Regions from separate parts of the Homo sapiens genome. Here all the other regions are linked to region 2. A link is an interaction called in ENCODE POLR2A ChIA-PET data of the cell type or tissue named here. Cell type or tissue: GM12878. All regions are shown on one strand. Region 1 overlaps DNAH12 (dynein axonemal heavy chain 12). Region 2 overlaps SLMAP (sarcolemma associated protein). Region 3 overlaps SLMAP (sarcolemma associated protein).

What was found. Peaks named below come from ENCODE experiments on the same cell type or tissue, not always from the same donor. Only the 100,000 strongest peaks of a DNase experiment are listed, where the experiment ranks them.
Region 1: POLR2A ChIA-PET joins it to region 2 with 5 read pairs; 2 of 35 experiments call an interaction of 5 or more read pairs at or near these places.
Region 3: POLR2A ChIA-PET joins it to region 2 with 6 read pairs; 6 of 35 experiments call an interaction of 5 or more read pairs at or near these places.

The regions. Positions count from the first base shown.
Region 1 is chr3:57,322,067-57,327,066 of GRCh38, forward strand. DNAH12 (dynein axonemal heavy chain 12) reads right to left here. Exons shown (of 74, transcript NM_001366028.2): 63 at 1,403-1,553; 64 at 941-1,194; 65 at 277-417. Among named protein-coding and RNA genes, the nearest start is that of ASB14, 32 kb to the left of the region's middle. RefSeq lists an enhancer at 2,385-2,908. In GM12878, no CTCF peak of the experiment used is centred here; no DNase peak of the experiment used is centred here.
Region 2 is chr3:57,785,013-57,790,012 of GRCh38, forward strand. The region is part of intron 2 of SLMAP (sarcolemma associated protein); the gene reads left to right. Among named protein-coding and RNA genes, the nearest start is that of SLMAP, 31 kb to the left of the region's middle. In GM12878, no CTCF peak of the experiment used is centred here; a DNase peak (open chromatin) is centred at 2,999; H3K4me3 peaks cover 623 bases; H3K27ac peaks cover 1,279 bases.
Region 3 is chr3:57,837,782-57,842,781 of GRCh38, forward strand. It overlaps SLMAP (sarcolemma associated protein), which reads left to right. Exons shown (of 25, transcript NM_001377540.1): 4 at 3,518-3,590. Among named protein-coding and RNA genes, the nearest start is that of SLMAP, 84 kb to the left of the region's middle. RefSeq lists an enhancer at 2,743-2,792. In GM12878, no CTCF peak of the experiment used is centred here; a DNase peak (open chromatin) is centred at 2,875; H3K27ac peaks cover 223 bases.

The sequences.
Region 1 (5,000 bases), 460 kb before region 2:
CCTAATCAAAAACATTACTGGGCTTTGGCTTACAAACTAAGATTCATTCATTCAACAAATATTTATTTCGATGTCTACTGTGTGGGAAGTGGAACACAAACTATATTGAATAAAATGGTGAACAAGATAAGTACAATTTTTGTCTTGTTAGGAAATGCGTAAAGTTTTAAAAACATTAAATAAAAATGTTACAAAAGCATTATTAAACAAAATTTTACACTTCCATATTTGATCACTATAAAACACATTTTAAAAGTTCCAAAAGATGAATATTACCAGTTCCTTTCCACGGCATCCCTTGAAAAACTCAGGATCAGAAACTGGATCAGTGAGATATGATTGAAGGAGATTCAGCCGAAGACCCGTGGGAGGTTCATTAGTCATTTTTACTCCATTCTGTAGAATTGTTACTGGGAACTAAGACAAAATAAATGGAGAGCATTATACAAGATAGCAAGTGGAGGCTCTAAAAGTGCATATACACGTGGATTAAAAAACAGGCATAATGGAGAACTCCAGAAATATTCAAAAAACCTCTTAAGGTTAAGCATCTGAGGCTTGATTAAGATATGCAGACAGCTGGCCAGGCGTGGTGGTGCATGCCTGAAATCCCAGCACTTTGGGAGGCTGAGGCGGGTGGATCACCTGAGGTCAGGAGTTCGAGACCAGGCTGGCTGACATGGTGAAACCCCATTTCTACTAAAAATACAAAAATTAGCCGAGCATGGTGGTATGCGCCTGTAATCCCAGCTACTGGGGAGGCTGAGGCAGGAGAATCGCTTGAACCCGGGAGGCGAAGTTTGCGGTGAGCCGAAATTGCGCCACTGCACTCCAGCCTGGGAGACAGAGTAAGACTCCGTCTCAAAACAAACAAACAAAACAAATAAGATATACAGATAGCTAAGTAAATGTACTTAACTCTATAAGGAAATAAACATACTTTTGAAGATGGATAGCTTGTCAGCCAAAGCCTAAAGGATGAGTTACAGGTTTCAGAGGTAAAATCTTCACATATTTTTTCCAACATGGGCATCCAGGACACTGCAAGATGGCAATTCTGTAGGCACACCCAAGTTCCTTCTTCAATTGCTGCTTTAATCATTTTTGCTGCAATCGGTCCTTGTCCCTGTCCCAGTGAAATAGCTTGAAACTTATTTCCAGACATAGATTTATCATTTGCAAATTTCAGCAGGCCTATAAGAGGCACAAAAAAATGGTCACACTACTTACTCTAAAATTATAAAAAAGTGCCTTATGTATAGGTGTTTTATCATGAAAAATTCTAGTTACGTTTCTCTGTAAATATCAGATTTACTAACTGATTTATAATCATATAAGGAATCAGTATTGAGCAAGATGTTTTATTTATGATTTCTTAAAAGTTTACAGTATATGCACTTACTGGCCATAGGATCTGCTCCTGGAGATAGAACAAAAATTAAGGGAATGGTGCAATTTGAATCCAAGTAACTCTTTGTCAAATCAAATGGTGGAGGCTCTACAAACTTTTTCCCTAGTTTGTCAGTTACATAGTTTGTTATAGCTGGGGTTATCTGTTGAAGAGAAAAGATATGATCTTTAGAGCAACTTTTATTTCACATAATGGATATGAATATTATTGAAAAACAACAAAGAATACAATTTGAGCCTAATGGTCAAAAAAAGCATATAGCATCATAGACAAAGCACTAATTTCTCTAAAAAATAAAAACTATATACATTTATAGGAGAAGACTATCCAAAAGATAAATGGGCAAAGGAGACAAACTGCTTAGAGAAAATCAAGTACAAATTGATCCTAAACATATGAGGGATGCTCAATGTCACTCATTATAGCAGAGATTGCATATTGTCCCACTTATTTGTCTCTGTTTGGTATTAGAACCCCAAGTTTTCCTGGCATTTCTTGCAGGTAATGTGGCCATGTGACTAAGTTTTGGCCAGAGAGATACAAGTAGAAATTACTTATGGATCTTCCAGATAATATTTTAAGGAAGCTATTTGCCTTCAACAATTTCTTCTCTTTTCAACATAGCGTTCACAAGCCAGCTTCCATTTTGCTGATGAGGACCACACTGTAAGCATGAAAGAACCTGAGTTTCTGGGTGATCTCAGGAGCAAGAGCTTCCCTGTCAGCCCTTCATCATTTGCCTCTGAGCTGTTAGGAGAGAGAGAAATTAACTTCTATTTGATTTAAGCCACTGTACTTTAGGTCCCTTTGTTACAGCAGCTTCATTTATACGCTAATACTCATAATAAGAAAAATACAAATTATAACTATACTTAGATACCATTTTTAACCTATTGAATTGTTATATAAATCAGCCAAAGATGGCCTGGGAGGCCATGATATCTTGATATTTGGTCAAATAGCAGTCTACACATGTTGCTGTGAAGGTATTTTTGGATGAGATTAATATTTAAATTAGTAGATATGGAGTAAGGCAGATTGCCCTCCACAATGTGGTGGGCCTCATACAATCAGTTGAAAGCCTTAAGAAAGAAAAAAGCCTGGGGGGAGGAGCCAAGATGGCCGAATAGGAACAGCTCCGGTCTACAGCTCCCAGCGTGAGCCACGCAGAAGAGGGGTGATTTCTGCATTTCCATCTGAGGTACTTGGTTCATCTCACTAGGGAGTGCCAGACAGTGGGCGCAGGTCAGTGGGTGCAGCGCACCATGCACAAGCCGAAGCAGGGCGAGGCATTGCCTCACTCGGGAAGCGCAAGGGGTCAGGGAGTTCCCTTTCCTAGTCAAAGAAAGGGGTGACGGATGACACCTGGAAAATTGGGTCACTCCCACCCAATACTGCGCTTTTCCGATGGGCTTAAAAAACGGCACACCAGGAGATTATATCCCCCACATGGCTCAGAGGGTCCTACGCCCATGAAGTCTCGCTGATTGCTAGCACAGCAGTCTGAGATCAAACTGCAAGGCGGCAGCGAGGCTGGGGAAGGGGCGCCCGCCATTGCCCAGGCTTGCTTAGGTAAACAAAGCAGCTGGAAAGCTCCAACTGGGTGGAACCCACCACAGCTCAAGGAGGCCTGCCTGCCTCTGTAGGCTCCACCTCTGGGGGCAGGGCACAGACAAACAAAAAGACAGCAGTAACCTCTGCAGACTTAAATGTCCCTGTCTGACAGCTTTGAAGAGAGCAGTGGTTCCCCCAGCACGCAGCTGGAGATCTGAGAACGGGCAGACTGCCTCCTCAAGTGGGTCCCTGACCTCTGACCCCTGAGCAGCCTAACTGGGAGGCACCCCCAAGTAGGGGCAAACTGACACCTCACACGGCTGGGTACTCCTCTGAGACAAAACTTGCAGAGGAACGATCAGATAGCAGCATTCGTGGTTCACGAAAAACCACTGTTCTGCAAACACCTCTGCTGATACCCAGGCAAACAGGGTCTGGAGTGGACCTCTAGCAAACTCCAACAGACCTGCAGCTGAGGGTCCTGTCTGTCAGAAGGAAAACTAAAACAGAAAGGACATCCACACCAAAAACCCATCTGTACATCACCATCATCAAAGACCAAAAGTAGATACAACCACAAAGATGGGGAAAAAACAGAGCAGAAAAACTGGAAACTCTAAAAAGCAGAGCACCTCTCCTCCTCCAAAGGATCACAGTTCCTCACCAGCAATGGAACAAAGCTGGACGGAGAGTGACTTTGACGAGTTGAGAGAAGAAGGCTTCAGACAATCAAACTACGAGCTACAGGAGGAAATTCAAACCAAAGGCAAAGAAGTTAAAAACTTTGAAAAAAATTTAGACAAATGTATAATTAGAACAACCAATACAGAGAAGTGCTTAAAGGAGCTGATGGAGCTGAAAGCCAAGGCACGAGAACTATGTGTAGAATGCAGAAGCCTCAGGAGCCGATGCGATCAGCTGGAAGAAAGGGTATCAGTGATGGAAGATGAAATGAAGCGAGAAGGGAAGTTTAGAGAAAAAAGAATAAAAAGAAACGAACAAAGCCTCCAAGAAATATGGGACTATGGGAAAAGACCAAATCTACGTCTGATTGGTGTACTTGAAAGTGACGGGGAGAATGGAACCAAGTTGGAAAACACTCTGCAGGATATTATCCAGGAGAACTTCCCCAATCTAGCAAGGCAGGCCAACATTCAGATTCAGGAAATACAGAGAATGCCACAAAGATACTCCTCGAGAAGAGCAACTCCAAGACACATAATTGTCAGATTCACCAAAGTTGAAATGAAGGAAAAAATGTTAAGGGCAGCCAGAGAGAAAGGTCGGGTTACCCACAAAGGGAAGCCCATCAGACTAACAGCTGAGCTCTCGGCAGAAACTCTACAAGCCAGAAGAGAGTGGGGGCCAATATTCAACATTCTTAAAGAAAAGAATTTTCAACCCAGAATTTCATATCCAGCCAAACTAAGCTTCAGAAGTGAAGGAGAAATAAAACACTTTACAGACAAACAAATGCTGAGCAATTTTGTCACCACCAGGCCTGCCCTAAAAGAGCTCCTGAAGGAAGCACTAAACATGGAAAGGAACAACCAGTACCAGCCGCTGCAAAATCATGCCAAAATGTAAAGACCATGGAGACTAGGAAGAAACTGCATCAAGTAATGAGCAAAATAACCAGCTAACATCATAATGACAGGTTCATATTCACACATAACAATATTAACTTTAAATGTAAATGGACTAAATGCTCCAATTAAAAGACACAGACTGGCAAATTGGATAAAGAGTCAAGACCCATCAGTGTGTTGTATTCAGGAAACCCATCTCATGTGCAGAGACACACATAGGCTCAAAATAAAAGGATGGAGGAAGATCTGCCAAGCAAATGGAAAACAAAAAAAGGCAGGGGTTCCAATCCTGGTCTCTGATAAAACAGACTTTAAACCAACAAAGATCAAAAGAGACAAAGAAGGCTATTACATAATGGTAAAGGGATCAATTCAACAAGAAGAGCTAACTATCCTAAATATATATGCACCCAATACAGGAGCACCCAGATTCATAAAGCAAGTCC
Region 2 (5,000 bases):
GAGATAGATAGATTTTATATATATATATAGTTATAAAGTATTCAGTCTAAGGTAATCTGTTTATAGCAATACAAAACAAACAAGTATTTCAGCTATAGAATAAAATGTTTGCAAGATTTAGCAAACATAAACGTTTACTTGGTTTTAGAGAATTTGAGGTACATTTCTTAATCTACATAAAATTTAAAACTCAAATATGTTGTAATAGGTTAGGGATTACACCAGTCATAATGATGCCATAGTTGCCTTACACCCTGAGAGAATGAGCCATTTTAACAAATAGGATTTTCTGAGCAGTTGAAAATTTATACCTTTTATGCCCAAATCAGTTTTGGACAGAAAGTTAAACATTTCCTGTCATCTTAAATAGAACAAAGGGCATAACCTTCTCTTAGGTCTTAGTGACCTAGTTGCATTTACTAATATAATTATGCATTTAAGGGGATTAGAGGTTATAAAGTTTGTGCCCCGGGGCTAAATGACTAAATTATCATGATTTAAAGTTCCCTGATATATGAATTTTGTAATGTTTTGATTCTTCTGGGTTTTATTTTCTGTGTCAGCTATTCCTATAGAAACTAAATAGCAACATACATGTAAATACAGATCTGTGAGGAAGCATGTGAATTTTACATTATGTGAACTTGCCCATCTGCTTCTACTACCACACTTCTCTTTTTTCCTTCTTGGTTAACAAGTGAATACCACCTAAAGTGGTATTATTGAGGTCTTTGGTAAATATATTCCTGAAACCTTTTAGAAAAATGTTAAGAGATTTTATATAAAGACCAGGTCACAAATGGCCATGAAATCTCTTCACCTGTTCTTTACCATATGTTATTTTTGTATAACATTTTCACGTTAACTATGTAGCTACATTTATTGGAAAATATAAGTACCTTTATAGTTATTTCAGCAAACATTTATCAGTCTTCTACTACTAAGTAAAAGAACCCCTTCTACTACTACTTTTCTAGGTGACAGAGATGAAAAAACAGGTGTCTGAATTTTTGAAACCTAAAGTCTATTTGAATAAGACAATAAAAAACTGTTTAGTATAATATTTTAGTAGCAGTGTATACCTGGTGTTAAATGATATTATAAAGGAGGATCATCCAATTCAGCATATCAGTTTGATAATACTGTGGTAATAACTCCAAAACCACAGTGCCTTATAGCAGCAAAGATTTATTTCTTGCTCATGTTACATGTTTAGGTAGATGGCAGCTCTGTCCATAGTTGTTCTCCTTTCAGGGGTTCAGGCTGAAGGAGCAGCTCCTATCTGGGACATGTATGTTCTGGTGGTTGAAGGAAAAGAGCTATCCAGAACAGAACCATGGAATTATAGTTAAAAAAGGGGAACATGTTATTCAACACACACTTTATTGGCCAAAGCAAGTCACGTGGCCATGCATAATGCAATTGGTTAGGGAAGTATAATTAATACTCATATAGGAGAAGCAGTAGAATAATTGAGTACAGTAATACATTCTACTACACTCAGCTTCGTTCCCAACTTCCCAAGTGAAAATTATATAGCTTTTTTTTTTTTTTTTTTTTTAAAGACAGAGTCTCACTCTGTTATCCAGGCTGGAGTGCAGTGGCACGATCTTGGTTCACTACAACCTCCGCCTCCCAGGTTCAAACGATTCTTCTGCCTCAGTCTCCTGAGTAGCTGGTATTACAGGTGCCCACCACCTTTCCCAGCTAGTCTTTGTATTTTTTTTTTTTTTTTTTTTGAGTTGGAGTCTCGCTCTGTCGCCCAGGCTGGAGTGCAGTGGTGTGATCTCGGCTCACTGCAAGCTCCGCCTCCCAGGTTCACGCCATTCTCCTGCCTCAGCCTCCCGAGTAGCTGGGACTACAGGCGCCTGCCATCACGCCTGGCTAATTTTTTGTATTTTTTTAAGTAGAGATGGGGTTTCACCATGTTAGCCAGGATGATCTCGATCGCCTGACCTTGTGATCCGCCCGCCTCGGCCTCCCAAAGTGTTGGGATTACAGGCGTGAGCCACCGCACCCTGCCGAAAATTATGTAGTTTTGGGAGCCATCAAGTAAAAATGCATTATAGCAGAAATAAAGCTGTTTTCCAGTCCCTTATGAGCATTCTAATATCTATAAGTTAAATTGCTTGTGTCTCCCTTGAAGATGAGAGAAGCTGTAAAGAAATTATAATTTGAAGTAATGTTCTTTTTATGGGAGATGGAGGACTATATCATTGACACACTACTTGGTATCTTTTTTGAATAACTCTGACATCGAGTTATGAGGTTCAATAATAAGTTTTTTTTCTTTTCACATCTCTTCAATCTACTTTATGTTACCCATTAATCGATTGCTTTGTCATGGACTGAATCTATACAATCATATTTTCAAGCTAAAATCTGGGGTAGATTAGTTCATGGGGTCAAACATTAGCATATTTAAAATAGGAAATGACATGAATTATGTAGCATTTGCTTATTGGGCATCTCTTTCTTTTTTGAGACAGAGTCTCACTCTGTCGCCCAGGCTGGAATGCAGTGGCGCAATCTCCGCTCACTGCAACCTCTGCCTCTCGGGTTCAAGTGATTCTCCTGCCTGAACCTCCTGAGAGCTGGGATTACAGGCATGCGCCACGATACCCAGCTAATTTTTGTATTTTTAGTAGAGACGGGGTTTCACCATGTTGGCCAGGCTGGTCTTGAACTCCTGACCTCAAGTGATCTGCCCACCTCAGCCTCCCAAAAGTGCTGAGATTACAGGCGTGAGCCACCATGCCCGGCTAGGCATCTCTTTATTGAGCATCTCCTATGTGGCATATTTGCCAGCTGACTGGGATATAGGAGTGAAAGATATGATCCTTGCTTTTAGGGATTCTACATAAGTGGACATGTCTCTGGATAATACCAATACTAGGAAATAATTGCCAAGAGAGGTACTAGTCAAATGATCCGCAGTTGAAGTGTTTAGGAAGGAATGACCAATGATAAGATGGTGAAGAAAGAGTGGTTAGAATGGTTTCTCCACAGGTGACAGCTGAAACAAGTCTTGAAAGAAGAGCAAGACTTTGTCATGCAAATGAGGGGAAGTACATTCTAGGCAGCACTAATATATATCATGAGTGATAGCATGAAGGAGTAAAAGCAGTGGTGGTTTATAGAAACTGAGTGATTTTTGTGAATCATATAGGAGAGAGGACAGGAGATGAGGTGGAAAAGGTAGATTTGGACCAAGTCTTGAAGGACTTTAGTGTAATGCTGCTTTTTCCTTTAGGAACAGGTGGTGAGGAGTTTGATAAGATTTTAAGTAATAGAATCACATGCTTAAATCTTTGTTTTTAGAATAGCAGTCATGGTGATAATGTGGAAGACATTGGCTTTGTGCCTAGAGGCAAGGGGACTTGTAGAGTGATTCAGTAAAGAGGACAGTTAGAGGTAAATTCTTGGTGTGTAGCCAAATCATCTGGATAGAGGGAGATAGACTTGGGAGTTATCAGCCCATGTAGTGAAGGTTACAGGAAATACACTCCCAGGGAAGTTTGTATATCGCTAGAAAAGTAGAGGCTGGGGAAGAACCCTGGGGATGACCAGCATTTGAACAGCTGGCAGGGAAAAAAGAAGGCAGACTTAAAAGACCATCCAGAGAAGTAGGAGGATGAGGAGAGATTAGATTTGTGAAGTACAAAGCAGGGGAGAGTTTTTGAGAAGAGAGTTGTGAATAGCCCTCAAATGCTACATTATAAGAGTTGAAAGTAGTCCTTGGACTTGTCAGGTAGGGGTCTGTCTCATCAATGGCTTGAGGGCTGGCTGTTCAGTAGAGTGATGAATGTGGAAGCTCGCCGGCAGTTGGTTAAGAAGGCAGTGAGTTAGGGAGTGTGACAGGGAGTGTGACAGTTCTGTACATGCATTACTATAAGTGGATCCGGAGAGTAATTAAGTTATTTCCATAAGAAAGGTAGTGTTTGTATACTTCAGTGATGATCATTTGTTTTTCTCCAGTTTTAATTGTTGCTGCTCCCAAGGAGCCTGTGGTGATTCTGCCCTTGTATGTCGGGGGAAATGTGGCATTAAAAAAGCAGTACAGGTCAGGCACTCTCTGTCCAGATTAATTTCTCAATAGAGTTATGTGTAAATTGAAATCTTACTGAGTTGAATAAGTTTGTGCAAATGGGATGTTGGTAAGGAAAAAATTATTCAATGACACTTGTTAAAGCATGGTAAGGAAGATTTATTCAGGACCATTGAGATAGGTATAGAAACCACTGCAGTGGGGTGTGGGGATTGCGGGGCGAGGGTAGAGAGAGACTGGGCTCACTCTGAATACAGCATGGGCAATTGGGAATCTATAGCCAAGGATCAGTGTGAGGGTAAGTGGTTGGAAAATTACTAAGAGGAAACATCAGGGGTAAGGGGGATTCTGGCTAAATCGACCTAACAGGATTCTTGGTGGAGTCAGGCCAGGGTGTTCAGACATCACCTGAGGGATGGTAGATAATGAGGAACCTGATCATACATCAAGGATGATCAGATGTCGAGGTTGAGGGGGTTCTGGCTAAACTGACTTAGCAAGGTTCTTTGGCTAAAACTGGATTTTACAAGGAAGTACACAGATGAGCCTAGAAGAGAGTTCATAAGCCTGAGTAAAGTTTGGCCAAGCAAAGAATCTTTGTCAACATGAGTCACATTGTTAAAAATATATGGAAATGTTAAAACTCTGTAATTCAACACAAATTAGAAATTCAGCAGCTATAGATGATATTCCCATAGATATTTTGATGTTCTGAGTTCTTTTTTTCTTTATCAAGTCCAAAATGTCATGTTCTGAGTTATTTTTGTTTGTTTGATTTATTTTGTTTTGTTTTCGAGATGGAGTCTCACTCTGTCGCCCAGGCTGGAGTGCAATGGCATGATCTCGGCTCACTGCAACCTCCGCCTCCTGGGTTCAAGCGATTCTCCTGCCTCAGCCTCCCAAGTAGCTGGGATTATAGGTGCCCGCCACCACTCCCAACTAATTTTTTTAT
Region 3 (5,000 bases), 53 kb after region 2:
GTATTAGAACAAAATATTTTCATCAGGTTGCTTTAATTACTTGCCTGTTGCAAATCAAAAGGATAACATGTCTATGCATGTGTGTATCTGGTTGTCATGAGAATCACATTAAAGGCATCGTTGACTGGACTAAATTGTGAGCTTAGTCAGACGTGGGTTATTTTTGTTTTTGTTTTTTAAATTGCCTTCAACTGTGCAGCAACTCTGTACTGCCCAGTCAATATTAGCCCTTGGTTCATCTCATAGATTTGCGCATCAGCTCATTTGCTGAACTTTCAGGGTAATGTGTCTGAACAACAGAATTACTGATGTTGTATATCACAGGTTGTCACCTCTGGAACTAGTTTTATTCTATAACTTGTTCTACCTATTTTTCTTTTTTAAAAAAACAACTTTCTACCAAATTAAAGTGTAGGTATTGCTGGATCTTCATGTTGTATTATGCTCCTGTATTTATTATAGGCTATTTATAGTGAATGTCTTGAGGAGCCATCCTCTAGAAACTCATTTATCATAAGAGAGAGAAATCCATCTCTTCTGTCTTTTGCCTGGGAAAGGAGAAAGCTAGGTGGTTCCTACAAATAGAGATGAACCCTAATGTCTTAAAAGTAAGAAACATCTTTGCACAGGAGTAATGGGAGCTATAAAATACTAAGCAGGCATGTTCCTCAACATCTTCAGTAAAATGCTTTCTGTACCAGATGACTCTGCTAAGTACACAGGTTTTTAAACTGAGAAGCAGATAATCCTTGATGCCCTCAAAGAGTTGAATCTAATTGGTGAGACAACAGTTTCTGTAAATCGTAAATATTCACAATGCAATGTGCTTAATGTTTTAAGAAATAGATATAGGAGGCTCTGGGGACATCTTACCCAGATACTGAGCTTTGGTGAAGGAATTAGAAAATCTGAGCCTGGAGACTAAGTAGCACATGGTCATGCAGGCGAGAGGATAAAAACATTGCTTACAGAAGGGACAGCCTGTGTAAAAGGCATGGGGCTGTGAAAGGTAAAGTGCTTGGAGATCGCAGGTAGCTTGGCTTTGTATAGGATATCCTTCGTAGCAGGATAGAGGATGAGGTCAGACAGGAATGAAGGAGCCCAGTGGTTCATGGCCATGGTTATTGTGCTGGGCAGAGTTTAGAAGACTGCCAATAGATGGTTCTGTTTTTTATTGTTGTTTGTTTGTTTGTGTTTTTGAGACAGGGTCTTGCCCAGCTGGAGTGCAGTGGTGTGATCATGGGTCACTGTAGCCTCGAACTCCCAGGCTCAAGCGATCCCCCAGCCTTAGCCTCCTGAGTAGCTGGGTACAGGTGTGCACCACCCCCACCCTGCTAATTTTAAAATTTTTTGTAGAGAGTGGGTCTCACTATGTTGCCCAAGCTGAACTCAAGTGATCCCCCCACCTCAGCCTCCCACAGCACTGGGATTAGGGGTGTGAGCCACTGTGCCCTGCCAATAGATGGTTCTTGATCTGTGTTAGCACTTTTTATATAATCAATTAGTAATGAAAATCAATATTGAATACATGGTGTTAAATTCCTTAATTTTAATGTGCATTTCCAGATGACAGTCATATTACTTCATGTTTATAATATCATCTTGATGATTCGTCGGCCTGATCATTTAATATCCCCAAATGCATTAGCTCTATTTTTTTTTTTTTTTTTTTTTTTTGAGATGGAGTCTCGCTCTGTCACCCAGGCTGGAGTGCAGTGGCATGGTCTCGGCTCACTGCAACTTTCGCCTCCCAGGTTCAAGCAGTTCTGCTGGCCTCAGCCTCCCGAGTAGCTGGGATTGCAGGCACCTGCCACCATACCGGCTATTTTTGTTTTTTTCTGGGATGGAGTCTCACTCTGTCGCCCAGGCTGGAGTGCAGTGGCGTGATCTTGGCTCACTGCAACCTCTGCCTCCCAGGCTCAAGCGATTCTCCCACCTCAGCCTCCTGAGTAGCTGGGATTACAGGCACCCACCATCATGTTGAGCAGGCTGGTCTTGAACTCCTGACCTCAGGTGATCTGCCTCGGCCTCCCAAGGTGCTAGGATTACAGGCATAAGCCACCATGCCTGGCCTAATTTTTGTATTTTTAGTAGAGGGGTTTTGCCATGTTGGCCAGGCTGGTCTCGAACTCCTGACCTCAGGTGATCTGCCCACCTCAGCCTACCAGAATGCTGGGATTACAGGCGTAAGCCACTGTGCCCAGCCTAAGTTTTATATTTTTAGTAGAGGGGTTTTGCCATGTTGGCCAGTCTGGTCTCAAACTCCTGACCTCAGGTGATCCACCTGCCTCGGCCTCCCAAAGTACTGGGATTACAGGCGTGAGCCACTGAGCCCGGCCTAATTTTTGTGTTTTTAGTAGAGAGGTTTCACCATGTTGGCCAGGCTGGTCTCAAACTCCTGACCTCAGGTGATCCATCCACTTTGGCCTCCCAAAGTACCGGGATTACAGGCGTGAGCCACCATGCCCGGCCAACATTAGCTCTATTCTTAAAATTCAGTTTTGTTGAGATATAATTTACGTATAACACAATTTTACATGTACAATTCAGTGAGTTTTGACAAATATATATGGTCTCATAACCACCACTCCCCTAATCATGATGTAGTGTATTCTCATCAGCCTGCATTAGTTTTTAATCAGAGCTTAGTGAAATAAATAATTCTTTGAACTCTGGAAAATGTAATACAGTATTTGAAGAATAAAGAGAAATAAAAAACCGTCAACCTTCAAGCCAGAAAACAATTTTTTAAAATTAAACCCACATATAGAGAAACTCTGTACAAGTGCTACTTTCAGGAGTTTTGTCTCTTAAAATCTTCAATAGGAAAAGGAGGAAGTAAGATGCAACAGTGAGAAGCTGTCTACAAAGGGACTGTACTGATGTCATTTTGGGGGTGGAGGAAGAAACAACTATCAAGAAAACAAAACAAAATTTTAAATATTGAAATGGAAACATGAGACACTAGCAAACAATTCTGATACTTAATAGCAGAGAATTGTGGAAGCAGTTTCACTTGTCTGAGGTCTTGGTTTTCTCACCCATAAAATGGGGGATTGAGTGGCATTTCTCAACTGTATTATGCAGAACTTTAGAGTTTTGTGAGGTGTGGTTAGGTGTGTAATAGGTTGGGGAAGGGAAGATTTGGAATAAGAACTATATTTTAAATTTGGGAATAGTCAGACCTTATGTTTGATACTGGCAGATGGGGAAAAGTGTATTTCCCCCTCACAATTTTATTTCCATATATTCAACTGACTTTTTATTGACTATTATTACAGAATTGGAGATTAAGACACTTTTCAAAATGATTCTATCCTTATTTCTACCTTGAAATTGTGATTCGTTATGGACAAGATGAGTTTCTCCAGGGTAATAATGTCATTAAACCACTAGCTTTATTTTCTTTCTGAGAAATTGTTACTTTTAAGAATAAACTATGTTTACATATGAGAGGTGTGAAGTTTTATATTTTTAAACAATTATTTCATCCATATTATTTGTTTGTTTCAACCAGTTACCCATGGGTGTATTGTTTCCACAATAAAACTTTTTCTACCAGATGGTATGGAAGCCCGGCTCCGCTCAGAGTGAGTATAATTTAGTACTGTGAAGTTTTTGTGAAGTTTAGTACTGTAAAGAATTTAGTAATAATATTCTAGGTGATGGTGTACTGCTAATACCTGCTTCAGGACTATTTAAATAATATTAGAAAATTGATTAGTACTTTTTGGAATATAATACACTTCAGTTTAAATTGCTTCTTTGCTTTAGTTACAATTCTAGTAAATAATAATGTATCAAAGGCAAAGATTATTTTGTTTCCAAATTTAATTTATATTTTGATGGATAATTAGTTGTTTTTCACAATGTTTCAAGTATATAAGTTACTGGTAAGTGATAGCTTCATTCCTTTTTATTTTCATTTAATATAGGACTTCTTAAACTGTGATCACTTCTGGTATTAATGCCAGTGTCACAATCTTATAAGACCTTGAGGATACCAATATAGTTGTTAGCTTATTTTGGTGGGAGGTTTTTGAAGATTTTTCCAATGTCCTATTTACTTTTTGTATGAAGGAGTGTAAAGGTCATTTAGAGGCCGACATTTGAAAGGGAAAATTACCCATAAAATCTAGATTTTTAAAAGCATATGTAAGTACATTTTGATCTTGGGGTTTTCAGAGATTATTATTATGAAGTGTTGAAGGGAGTTGAGCAATCTTTAAACTTAACATTTTTTATTTGTGGGAAAAGCCTTGAATATGCTAGAAGCTTGTTTTTATACCCAACATAATATTTTCCTGTCTTTCAAAAACAGAGACAGTGACCTGAGGGTAGGAGGTTAAGAGAAGCAATAAATTGAAGGAAAAGTAGAGCATTGAATAGGAAAGTGAGAAGGAAAGATTAAGCAGAGCGAGGCCCTCCCATTACTGTCCGTGCTTTCAGTAGAATCATTTATTTTATGCTTGTTAGAAGCCACATACTTTTCCTTGTTTGTTTACTTTTCAAGATATCTGAAGCAAAATAGCATAGGTTTTAAAACATTTTAATTCTTTTTTTCCTTTTTTTTTGTCCTTGGCATATGAAGTAATATCGTAAATTTAAAACATTAATGTGTTTTCTATTTGCGATTACAGCTTAATTATTAAAATTAAAATAAACTTTAGGAAGTTTAATATAACTTAGCTTTTAAGAGTTAAGAATTAAGGTTTTAGAAATGAGTAACTATTAATCAACTAATGATATATTGCTTCTTAAAGACCTTGATGTTTGTATTTGATAATGAGATTTTTCTTTCATGCAGTTTGAAAACTTTGAACAGTTACGTAAGGAATCATCTGTGTTCTCAGGTTCCATCTAGTAGAACTTGTAAATTTTTTCAAAGTCAGTTGGAATGTATTGTGTCTCTATCCTTTGTGTTTCTCTAATTCTTTTCATCTTTGCCCATTTTCTTCTCATTGTTTGTCTTTTCTTATATGGTTAAATATTAGTATCAC